Regions from separate parts of the Homo sapiens genome. Here region 1 is linked to region 2. The links are chromatin contacts, found by Hi-C or POLR2A ChIA-PET in ENCODE. All regions are on one chromosome and are shown on one strand. The core of a region is the stretch at or near the end of the contact, and the rest is flanking DNA. Distances in the headings are between cores, read along the strand shown.

What was found. Hi-C counts contacts between places; a loop is a spot of excess contacts on that map. ChIA-PET counts read pairs that join two places held with the same protein, here RNA polymerase II (POLR2A). Pooled maps may share reads with other maps.
Region 1: a loop to region 2 is called in a pooled map, with 3 times the contacts of the local background. The contact joins two enhancer-like sites. A Hi-C loop is called at or near these places in 1 of 168 maps with a recorded cell type or tissue (Caco-2) and 7 of 50 pooled maps. POLR2A ChIA-PET finds 5 or more read pairs at or near these places in 2 of 52 experiments (CD4-positive, alpha-beta T cell and activated naive CD4-positive, alpha-beta T cell).

Annotation. Positions count from the first base shown.
Region 1 is chr14:106,226,284-106,232,579 of GRCh38, forward strand. It overlaps IGH. Among named protein-coding and RNA genes, the nearest start is that of LINC00226, 58 kb to the right of the region's middle. Within about 2 kb of position 2,393, at least 2 of the 41 ENCODE cell types and tissues checked have a DNase peak (open chromatin) inside an H3K27ac peak, as active enhancers do.
Region 2 is chr14:106,170,936-106,177,462 of GRCh38, forward strand. It overlaps IGH, the pseudogene IGHVIII-16-1 and the pseudogene IGHV1-17. Among named protein-coding and RNA genes, the nearest start is that of LINC00226, 110 kb to the right of the region's middle. Within about 2 kb of position 3,461, at least 2 of the 41 ENCODE cell types and tissues checked have a DNase peak (open chromatin) inside an H3K27ac peak, as active enhancers do.

The DNA of each region.
Region 1 (6,296 bases), core at 1,143-3,642, 54 kb after region 2:
CTTTCCCAACTGTTCTTTATCTTCCTGACTTTTTCTGAGCCCTCCAAACCCTCCAAATCCCTGACGGTTATCCTGTTCCAAAGCTGCGTCCATATTTTCACATATTTTTAATAGCAATGCTCCACTTCTTGATACCAATTTTCTGTGTTGCTGTGTCCTTGCATTGCTAGGAAAGAGTACCTGAGGCTGGAAAATTTATAAATAAAACAGGTTTCATTTTGGCTTTCCATTTGCTAGGCTTTACAATAAGCGTGGTGCCAGCATCTGCTTTGTGAGGGCCTCAGAAAGTTTATAACCATTGTGGAAGGCAAAGAGGCAGCAGGCACACAGGTGCATTACATGACAAGAGAAGGGGCAAGAGAAGAGATGGGGCCAAGAAAGGGCAAGAGAAGAGATGGAGGAGGCTCCAGACTTTTCTAAACAACCAGATTTCATGCGAACTAACAGAAAATTCACTCATCACCACATGGATTGCATAGGCCATTCTTGAGGGATCTGCCTCTATTATCCAATACCTCCCACCAGGCCCCCCCTCCAGCATTGGTGATTACATTTCAACATGACCTTGGGAGAGGACAAATATTCAAACTCTATCACTTTCAAAAGTCTCATTTCCAAATACTGTAACATTGCAGGTTGGGAATTATACTTATGACTTTGGGGAGGGCACCATTAGGTCCATAGCCGGGCTCCTTGAGAGAAGAACACTAGGGCTGTGATTTTCTTGTAAGACTGGTCTACTTTGTATGCAGGTGGCCTTTGAGGATAAAATGGGATACAAAGGGAAAATATGTCATCCTGCTGCCTTTTAGCATTAGCTGTTATTGATGAGAAATCAGCTGTTGATAGAATTATCTTGTATATGAGAAGTTGTTTTTCTCTCACTGCCTTCAAGATTTTCTCAGTAGTTTTTCTGTAAAATATTTTATTATAATGTGTTTTGTTGAGGATCTCTTATAACTTATTTTACCTTGAGTTTGTTGAGCTATTCATACTTCAATGTGTATATTAGTATTTATCATAAAAATCATGGAATTATCTGTCATTATATTATGACATATTTTTGTGACATATTTCTTTCTCTCTTCTCATGCTAATGTTCACACTAAACATATGTTGATTTGTCTAGCAGGGTCCACCTTTTATGTTAAGCTTATTTCATTTTATTGCAATTTTCACTATTCTTTGAATATAGCATATCTACTAATATATATCTAAGTGTGCTTTTTTTTCTTTTTAGGTTCAAGTATACTGCTTATCACCTCTGACATATAGTTTTGAATTACTGTGTTTTTAATTTTAGCGTGTCTATAACTTTCTTTCAAAAACCCTCTCTCATTATTGATATTAACTTTTTGGTGAGATACTGTCATCATACCTTCCTTAACTTTTCTAGGATAGTATTCCTTTGTGATTTGTGCATTTTTATAATAATTGTTTTGAAGTCTCCATTTGTTAAGTCCAAAATCTGTACCAACTCAAAGACAGTTTGTGTTTTCTGGAAATTTTCCTGTACATTCGTGACGTTATTTTTTTCTTTGTGTATCTCATAATTATTTTCTGAATGACAGTTAGGTAACACAATTCAGAAACTCTGAATAGTGATCACCCAAAACGCTCTGGTGTATTGGTAAAACCAATCGCTCTATTTATTTCTTGAGTCCCTTAGTTTGTCTATTTCAGTGACGTCTCTTTCCCCGACACTATTAAAGGGTTGATGTCGTCATTCCCAGGTGCAGTTCCAGATGTACACACGGTTTCCATAAAAAGCCTGACGCTCGGCAGTGCAGCCTTTGACAGCTTCACTGTCTGATGTCTCTGTTTGGGTGTCTGTATCTCTTCATATGTCATCCAAGTGTTACACTGCACTCACAGCAGGCATGGTGACACTGTTGTGTCATCCATTAATCCACAGTGTTACACAATTAAATTTGGGCTTCATTTCAGGGGCAGTTTTTGAACTTTGTCCTGACCCCAAAATGTTATTTATTTTACTAAATGGGGTCTAGCTACGTTTTCAGGTTGGCCTTGAAATCCTGGGCTCAAGTGTTATTCTCACATCAGACTCCCAAGTGTATGGAACCACAGGCAGTGCCACAGTGCCCAGCTCATTATTCCTAAATTATGGTTTTTCTCCTTCTGTCTGCTGAAATGAGTGGATTCCTGTTTAATGTGTTGCTCTCATGAAGCCACCAGCTTTCTATTAATAACTTACCATAAATATTTATAATATTTTAGAAAAAACCTAGGGTTGAAATTATTCTCCTTTTACTGCAAATAAAGTCACATCCATTAGAGAGAGCTCTGCATTTCTGTTTTTATGCCCTCTGTCTGCCACTGTAAAAATATAACCGCCTCTGCCTTGGTGCGGAAGAAAGGGTTCATCTGTGTCAGAGGGACACCTCTGCTTTAAGTACAGGAAACTGCATGGGAGGGGTGGACTCATACAGTCTCTTTGTGCCTCACCCAGAAAGCTCTCCAGATCCTCTGCCCTACAGGTGAGCTGGGTGGGAATAATTGGGGTTCCTCTATTCTTGGCCTATAACTCATAGCATGGAATCTCTGTCTCATAAGTGGAACTAGATGAAGAAAGGCATCCATGAAATCACAGACTGGAATTCACTCTCAACCACAGAGATCTGACACCACGGCCTCAACTGCGATCTGGGGGAGAGGAAGGACTCTCTGCTTGTCAGTTCAGCCCGAGATCAAGCTTCTGTCATCCTGAACTGGAAAGGAGAGGGTGATGCTCGTCTCTCAAGTATTGTGGGCCCTCACTGCCCTAGCTGAGACTTGATGTTTTAGCTGCTGTAAGAGAATAGTCTGGGTGGTTCAGATCAAGCATAAATGTATTTGTCACAATTCTGAAGGTCAGCAAGTGCAAGGCCAACATGCTTTGAAACTGGTATCTGGTGAGAACCTGCTTCCTCCTTCATAGTTGACCATCTTTCTACTTTTCCTTCACCTGGTGGAAGAGGAGAGGGAGCTTTCTGGAGTCTCTAACAAGGGCACTGATTCCATTCATGAGGGTGGATGGGGCCTAGTCATCTTCCAAAGGTGACCCATTCACTTACCAACGGCCCAACCTCGTAACACCATCACATTGGGGTTAGAATTCCAACAAATGTCTGAGGGCGGAAATAAACATTCAGTCTATAGCAGCACACTTTATCAATCAATGATTTTTATTTACTGTGCATCCTTAGAATAATTTGAATTGATTTTATATGTTTGGGTTATTACAATTTTTATCAGACGTTGTTGTTTCATCGGAAAGCTGAGGACTCTGGTAATAACACTTAGCTTAGGGCTCTAGTAATATCAGTTTCATAATAATAATAAGCTTTCATAATAATATTATAATAATTATATAATATTATAATTAATAATAATTAGTGTTAATAATAATAAGCTTATAATAATAATTAGCTTTCATAATAAGAATCAGTTTTCATCAGAAAGCTGAGGGCTCTGGTACTACCACTCTGGTAATAATTCTATTCGTATACTTGTTTGAAGCTTCCTCATTATGGCCATAAGCATTTCGAATGTTGCTCTCTGAAATCATTTGCCATGGTAGAATAAAATTGTTCCCCTCATAAGTATTATTATTTGCTCAGAAATACTCTTTTTATATTTTAATGTAGCCAACCCACCTTTCCTTTATTTGACTTTATTATGGTGCCTTTCCGTATGTTTTAAAGTTTGTAAGTGTATATTCATATATTTACCATGGCTCTGGATTTTAGGGAGAGCTTCCTGCAGCAGGGTGTGTTCTCACGTACAACTTTCCCTGCTTTCTACACACTGATCTGCACTCTGTCAAGTCTGGGTGTTCCTCCTGCCATCTATGGGGTTCACTCTCTGACAGTTTTCTGCAATCCACTTGCTATCCTGTGGTATCCACACTTCTTGGCCTACGTGGGTTTCCAGCTCCATTTTATTAATGCTAAATCCACATGGTTTCCACTCCAGCACTGTAGCCTGGCAACACCTTTGAGGAAGTATCTGAGCCTGCATTCACCGGAGGGCTCCTTATGCTTATTTCCTCTCTCTCTTAGTAATCACTGTCTTTGTTGAGTGGTGTCAAGCATCTTAAAATCCTGATTAAGAAATTTCACTGTGCTTTCCAGTAATTTCTGGTAGAAAGATACATCTGGTTTCTGTAGCTAAACCTTATTTGAAAGTGATCATCTTGCACATAAAAATTAGAATATATTTTATGAAGTCCACCAACATTTATCCTGGAATACATGTAGATATTAAAAAATTCAACACTAAATCCCAGGAGACATTATAAAATATATATATATATATGTCCTGATATTTCATATATATATCATACCTAATATTATATATATATGCACATACATATGTGAAGTATTTGGTAGAATTAATGTCATATATATATACCATATATCACTTACTATATATTATATACATAGTAATATATATAATATAGTTATATATATTGTATTTGGTAGATCTATCTATCTATCTATCTATCTATCTATCTATCCATCTCACACTTTTCCTACACCTCTCATAAAATGGATATTGACATGGTTTATAAATTAACTGGATAACAACAACACTGGTGCTATTTATTTTTCTGATACTTCACTAATAACTTATGAATTGACCAATTCTCACCTAGAAATTCTGACATGGTTTGGCTCTGTGTTTTCACCCAAAGCTAATACTGAATTGTAAACCCCAAGTGTCAGGCGAGGGGTCTGGTGAGAGGTGATTAGATTGTGGGAGTGGTTTCCTCCACGCTGTTCTCCTGATAGAGTTCTCAGGAGATTGGTTTGTCTGATAAGTTTCCGGCTCTTTATCCTGCTTCTCCTTCTCTCTCTCTCTCTCTCTCTCTCTCTCTCTCTCTCTCTCTCTCTCTCTCTCTCTCTCCATCCTGCTGCCTTGTGAAGAAGGGACTTGCTTCCCCTTCACCTTCCACCATAATTGTAAGTTTCCTGAGGCTCCCCAGCCATGCAGAACTGTGAGTCCATTAAACCTCTTTCCTTTACGAATTACCCGGTCTCAGGTGATGTCTTTACAGCAGTGTGAGAAAGAAATAATACAGACCCTTTCGTATGAAATGTAATTTTTTAATTAAATAAACATTTCTACCATGAGATAAAACAGTCTTCATGGTGACTAACTATGCGTGTTGATTTTGACATGAGAACCATCATGCTGTAGATGACGGCATTCTCAGAAAAAATGACCCAGGTTCAAGGAGTTAATGGCAGAGTCATATTTACCTCGTTTTGCTCTGTATATATATAATATGTATAAAATGTATATATATAAATGTATATAAATATATATAAATGTATATATATAAATGTATATATATAATCTGTAACTCATAACTTTCTTATATATACAGATTATATATATATAATCTGTATATATAATGTATATAGATAGATATAATCTGTATATATATACAGATTATATCTATCTCTCTCTATATATAGTGGATAGTCTACTTATATATATACATATAGTGGTTGATATACTTAGGCTTGGATGCTCTTAAGCAAAAGAAAACAACCCAAGCTTCTAGTCAGAGGTTCTCTGGCTGTTTCCTCGCTGCACCTGCTCCTAAATGGTGCTCTGCCTTGAGTGAGTTCTGAGCATCTCCTGCTGGTCCTCATGATGCCCATGCAGTCCAAATAAAGGGATGGGGTTGGGGAATCTGCTTTTGAGACACCCAGTCCTATGTCTGGCTCCTGGCCAGGAATTCTGCCAAGCCTGGGGGCTGCTCCTTGGATGTCTCCTGTGCAACCTCGCCTGTGCACTGAGCATCCTCACAACAAGGTGACAGGTTCATCATCACAGACATTACTGCAGGCAATTTTCAGCAAATCTAATTGTAGTTTGATGATATAATTCAGAAATCATGTTCATTGGGGTGTGACTGACATATCCCCACACAACAAACACACACACTGCATGGACATTCATTTACATTTCCCCAAAACTAGACACATTTTGTATTATTCCTGATGAGTTCATAAACTTCTGAGATTTGAATCAGAGTCTAAAACATAACATTTTCTATAACCCAATTTACAAATGAATAAGATGAGAAAATGGGGTCAGAAAAATCAAGATTGAGTTATTACCGCAGTCTAATGGTGGTAAGTTACATAATGAAGCTGCGATGAGATAGGCTTCTGAGTGCTCTAATTGTTAAACTCTCAATTACAGCTGACCAGTAATCTCTGGCCATGGGTAAGCTAGAGGTTCCCCACATGGGAAAGCTCTCTGACTCCATAAAACTTCAC
Region 2 (6,527 bases), core at 2,211-4,710:
GCTCATGCTGTAGCCAGTAAAGGTGAAATCAGAGGCTTTGCATGAGAGTCTCAGTGAACCACTGGGCTGTACAATTTTTCCCCCCTGACTCTATCAGTAAATTTCACACAGGACTTCTGCAAACACAGAGGAAATGGAAGAACGGCCCCATGTGGAGCAGCCGCAGCTGGACCTGATTCACAAGGGACACTAATATTGAGGGTGATGAGAAGGGAAGCCCAAATCAGGGCAGACCCCATGGTGTGGACACCGAGGAAGGGAACAGACATGGGTTGGCTCCTCACCAGGGCCTGAAGGAACAGGGGATGAGCTGCCTTTCATGAGGAGGGGAGGGGACACATTTCCTTGTCTTTCTTTTTGTGGTCTTGGGTGCACCGCTCAGCATTGCTCATCTGTCCTCTGTGTCTCCATTTCAGGGGGGCAGGATCAAAGGACTCGTGGGTCTGGATGCACAGGGTTAATCTGCCGATTAGTCTTTTTTATTTTCTAGTGTGGACCCTGTTCAGGTATCTTCACAGTAGCAAACATTATCAAAAAAATACATCCAGTAAGAATATAAAAATACATTTCCAGAGAAAATGGACACCAATCTCTAATCGGTGCATATAGAGCTGCAAACTATTGTTCTTGACAATAAGGCAAAGTTAAGGTACAATAAAAAAATGCAGATCTACACCTTGTCAGGAGGGATTTTATAATTATTATCTTGAGATCATTTTGCCATAAAACAGTTCAACATTGGATATATGTGCTTGTGTCAGGAAACAGTCACTGTGGAAATATTTGTACTTATCAGAGTGAAGAGTTCACATGCAGACATGTTTGTTTGTCTGAGACAAGAGTCCACTTGAGGAAATGTCATTACTAGAGGAAAGAGTAAATGTAAGGACATATGTGGTGGTCTGAGGAAAGAGTCCATGTGGGGACAGGTGTGTTGGTCTGAGGGAAGAATCCACGTGAGTAAAGGTGTGTTTGTCTGACAGAAGAGTCCCCATGTTGACAGGTGTGTTACCCATCTGAGGGTAAATGCCCATTCAGGGACAGTGTGTGCCTGAACTGAGCTGAAGTTTGGGGAAAATCTTTCTCAACCAAGGAAAGAAAAGAATTATCTGGGTTATTTGCTCGTCAGGAAGAAAAAACCTGGGTCACGTAGAAAATTGATTTTTTTAAAATTAAAGGTCTTTAGTGAATGGTAACATCTTAAATGCAAATGAGGAAAATTACTTCATTCTTTTTTGCATGCATCTCATGACATCCCCACCCTCACCAAATAAGTTATTAGATAACTTGATACAGTCTGCATTTAATCCTGGGGTTAATGAACTGCTAAATACTTTTTACAAAAATTGTATATATTTAGGTTTATATTTTCCATCACACATTTATGAGCTTAGACAAATTAACTGCATCGTGTCTCAACCATTTTATATCACTAAAAATAATTTTACTATTCTTAAACAGTGCCATTTGTACTTATTTAATACTCACTCTCTAAGTTCCTTGAATATCCTCTATCTGTTTACTTGACTATAGTTTTGGTTTATACCGAATTTCAAATAAATGATATTATATAATGTAATTGAAATGACTTCACTAAAGAAAGTAGAAAATGAAGTTGCTAATCTAATTAACTTTGGAAATGAGGAAATTCTATAAGTTTAAAATGTAAAGAAACTACACATAACACTCTATTCTAGTAGATAAACATATTTCCAATGAGCTTTACATTTCTGATACCGCTATGCATGTGTCCTAAAATTGTGCAACTAGGTAATAATAAGGCAGTTGGTAGGATAGGATTCCTCACTTTGCAGTGGGTGGTTATGGACAGTCAAGGAAGGAAGGCTAGAAAGGTCCATGTGGTAGCATAGTTGGGTCAGGAGACCAGTGTGTTCTCATTTTTAATATAATAAAGTTACAGAAGATTAGTTACATAAATAGTTTTGATGCGTCCACAAACATGGGTTCATATAAACATGCACGTCTACTAGGCCAGTAGGTTGAGAGGTCCTAGAAGTAATTGTACACGGTATCACAATTTTTTTTATTTTACTGCTATTCGTTAACATTAGAAACAAGCAATCTTTAGAAAAAAGGCTAATTCTATGTACAAAAAAGGTAATATAGAAAATGAGCTTAGAATTTATTGTAATACAAGGAAACAGGGAAGTATTCAAAAACAAAAGGATGAGGTGTGCTGTAAGGATACAGGATCCAAATTAAATGAGCTCCCAGGACCTAATAAAGCTGTGGTGATTTGAACGATAAAATGAATAATATAGCATGGATCTTCTTCAGAGTATGAAATATATATTCATAAACCAATACACATATTAATAGATGATTATATAAATAAATATTGGGAAGACGAACACATTTCCTTACAGAAGTATTCCAAATATCTGAAATGGATAGTCCTCCAATCAAGTAGATGAAGTTTAAACACTCATGAGTTGATTGTGGCCTGAGTTGAGAGACATGGAAAAAATAATCACTATTAGTGTATTTTATAATGAGACTTCATATATATTGCCAAATACATCATCTATGAATGAATGCAATTTTACATGTTTTTGAGTCTAAATTTGTACAAACAGACACATACACACACAGACACATACACACACATATGTTTCTGCAATACACACTGATAAGGGAATAAAGACAGCCACAGACTTGGAGAAAATACTTCCAAGTCACATATTTGTGAAATGAATTCTTTTAATTTGTGAAATGACTTTTATAAACAATATGCAAGTCAACTTGCAATGAATCGAAATGAAGCAATGCAGTTAAAATGAACCGAATGTCAGGAGAGGCGTCTCAACAGAAGTTATACGAAAATTGTTAAATATGAACTTTTGGAGGGACATGTGCATTTAAATAAAAATTAGATCCCATTACTCACCTACTAGATTGGTTAAAACACACAATTCTCGTAAGGATACATGACAATATGAATGTGGAAAACCAAGAACTATCATGCATTGATGGTGGGAATTCAAAATGCTACATGCACAAAAGGAGATTTTTTTGGCATTTTTAATAGACATAAATGCAGACTTAAAATGTGATTTTGTGTCTGTGTTCCAAAATACTTACAGCACTGATTAAGAAATTAATGTTTACAAAGATACCTTCAGAGGAAGTTCTGTATTAGTTTCATTAATTTGATTCATTCTGTAATCATTGAAATTTGTTTACAGAATAAATGCTGTATGAAAAATCTCTCAAATAATTAAAATTTCTCAAATACACATTAATATTGTTCCTTTTCTTTAATGACTTAGTGTCATTTTCTAAGAAAATCTTTAATCTAATAATCTTTGTCATCTCCTCTGTGTCAGCACAGGTGCCTCCTTCCTGGGGTTTCTGACACTCTCAGGATGTGGGTTTTCGCACTGTGTCTCTCACACAGGAATACACGACCATGTCTTCAGATCTCAGGCTGCTCAGCTCCATGTAGGCTGTGCTCACGGACCTGTCACTGGTAATGGTGACTCTGCCCCGGAACTTCTGTGCGTAGTGTGTGTTATCATTGTAAGGGTTGATGCATCCCAACCACTATGCCCTTGTCCAGGGCCCTGTCGCACCCACTGTGTAAAGTATTTGGTGAAGGTGTATCTGGAAGCCTGGCAGGAGACCTTCACTGAGGACGCAGGCTTCTTCACCTCAGCCCCAGGCTGCAACAGCTGAACCTGGGAATGGACATCTGTGAGGAGAAGGGAGGAGATGATAAAAGCCCCCTTGACTGGACTCAATCCCCTCCTCATCACTAGGACTTGGGAGCCCCTTACCTGTGGCAGCTGCCACCAAGAAGAGGATCCCCCAGGTACAGTCCATGGTGAGGAGCTGTGCTCTCAGGGGCTTCTATAGAGGAGGGATGTGGTTGTTGGGTGATGCTCTCAGGGCACAGACATCCAAATTCACCTCAGTGGATCTCAGGTTATTTGCATATTCATGAGACAGAGCATTTCATAGCGCAAAGCCTGGTCAATAATAAGAAAGGGAAGATAAATGACACATCAGATTTACAAGAGTGAGATGCTGATGGTCCAAGCGCTATTCCTGTTTGAGGAAATGCATGCCCTGCTCCATTTATGAACACTCGTGAACAGAGGTCCTTTCACAGAACAATCCCCCTCAGAACACGCTCCTCACAGTGAACCTACATTTTATAAGCACAGAGAGCACCTGGATGATTTCTGGAACCATCACTCTCCATGACACTGAGGAGGTGCCTTGGTTCTGTCCTGGGTCCATCAGTCACCAGCACAGCTGACTGGTGACTGAGAAAGTTACTGCTGATGTCCCACGTGAGTGACCAGCAGGTCCCTCTGAGATCTGCTGGGCGCTCCTGAAACAGGGTCTCCAGCACCTGCCTGGTGTTCAGATCCCCCAGGATCTTCCATAGAAACACTCTTGTTTACAGATTTGCTGTGTGATGTGTGATTAGAGATGATTTTCTCATCTCAGGAACAATAAGAATCAGAAGCTGAAACAGTAGTTTTGAATTCTTTATGAACTCACTGCTCCCAAAATAATTGTCAAGGAATTTGTGTTTTGAATAATTTGGGGTTAATTTTGGACTCAATTTACTGGAATTTTTTGAAGTATTTATATATTTTCAATTCATATCCATAGGTCCTCATCTTTACATATTGATTTCTGACTCACCTGCTCGGTGCCCCCGACAGCCCAGCCCCTGCCTTGCAAGGAGGTTCCTTGCTGAGACTTCAAATCATTTCCCCCAGGCTTCTCTAGCCCAGCATGAAATGGCTGTGTGCTAGTGTAGAATACTCCTTCAGTGACACCATATGCTGCTGACACCATCTCTTGAAACAATTGATTAGCCTTACTAAACCTATTGAACTCTGCAGGGAGACCCAGAGCAAGGATTCAATGACACAGGAGGGAGCCCCTTCCCTGAAGCTCCAGATTCACTTCATTAGTGGAACCAAAATGAAGACAAAAACTTACAAGAGATTTGCGAGTGCCATGTTTCTTCACTGGGCTCTTGCAGTTGAATGTTGCATCTGAGAATACTAGCAGGTGCAGATACATTCAGATGAAAGCCCACTCCATATCCACTATTCCAATAACACACATTTTCCCTTCTTCCTAATATGTGGCTTTTAGGAAGTGCCTCCTACACTGACACCAGGCCCAGTTATCTGACTTTCTTCTCCTAGAGATCTAAAGCAAACAGGATACAGGTGGAGACTTGGGAAGTCCATGCAGGTTGTTATTTTCACTTTCTCAGCTAGGAAACCAGCAAAGGTCCCATAATAAAAGAAGCTGAGAACTATGATGGCATTTACAAGATGTTGGTCTTAAAAATCACGATGTCAGAGGCTTCACATTGCTCTACTGTCTTTGTCTCACCCTCTGCCATTGTCTTAGTATTTCTGTGTTCTCCTCAGATGGAGTCTGTGCATTGCCACACTTTCATCTTTAATCCATAGCCATCATCCTAGTTAGAATGGATTGTGCAGTGCAGGTAAGCACTGCCTGTTCTTCCAATGGAAACCTAGAGATTCAATAGGCTTCCTCTTCTGGGCTGTGACCTTGACAAAGCATCTCCAGGGGAAAAGCTCATTTTTGGCTGTTACTCCCTTTTGAGGTTTCGGCCTCCCTGGACTATTTATGTACGTCTTACCCCTTTTGGCTAACTTTACTCATTCATATAATAATGGAAGAATGGGGGAGAATCTGGAATGGGAGATTTGTCTTCCTTCACATAGGATAAGGTTCTGGAAAAGTCATTCCCTTTAGAAGCTTTTGAAGTGGGCTCCTGGTATATTTCTCTGTAATTAATCATCTTCATTTCATCTTCAATTCTGACCCATCGGAAATTTATTTGGATTGTATATTTTAGAATCTGGAGGTTTCTGGAGAGAAAGTCCAGAAACCTTAGAAGTATAAGACCCTCTGGAACGGTCACATTTACCGAGTCCACATTTGTCTTTCAGACGTCCGTAGTGGTTACCATGTAAGTGCCCTCAACAGCTTGTGGCTTCTGCAGTTTCTGCACCAGGTAAGCAAGTGCTAACTGCCATTCTGGACATGCCCATCTCTCCAGTTTTTGGAGTGGGTAATATTTCTTGCAATTTCAGTTATTTAATAGATTCCAAAATGTACTGACATTCAGATTATGCAGATTTATTTTGACATAAAATATGACGGTGATGAATTTTATAATCAATATTTTGGAGCATAAACCAAAAGTACAATCAAAGGTCACCTTTGATGTGTTACTGGAGGCAGAATTCTGACCTTATTCCATGTAGGTGGCACATCTGACATAAATAAACAGGCAAGAAAACAGAGAAAGGACATGGCACAACACTGTGCCATGGCACAACTCTGGTTGCCCTTAAAACTTTTTCCTTCATTTCAACCTTGGTGAATCTGACAATTATGTGTCTTAGGGTTGCTCTTCTCAGCGAGTGTCTTTGTGGTGTGTGGTTATTGGGTGATGCTCTCAGGGCACAGACATATCTGTAGTGTTCACCTCAGGTGATTTG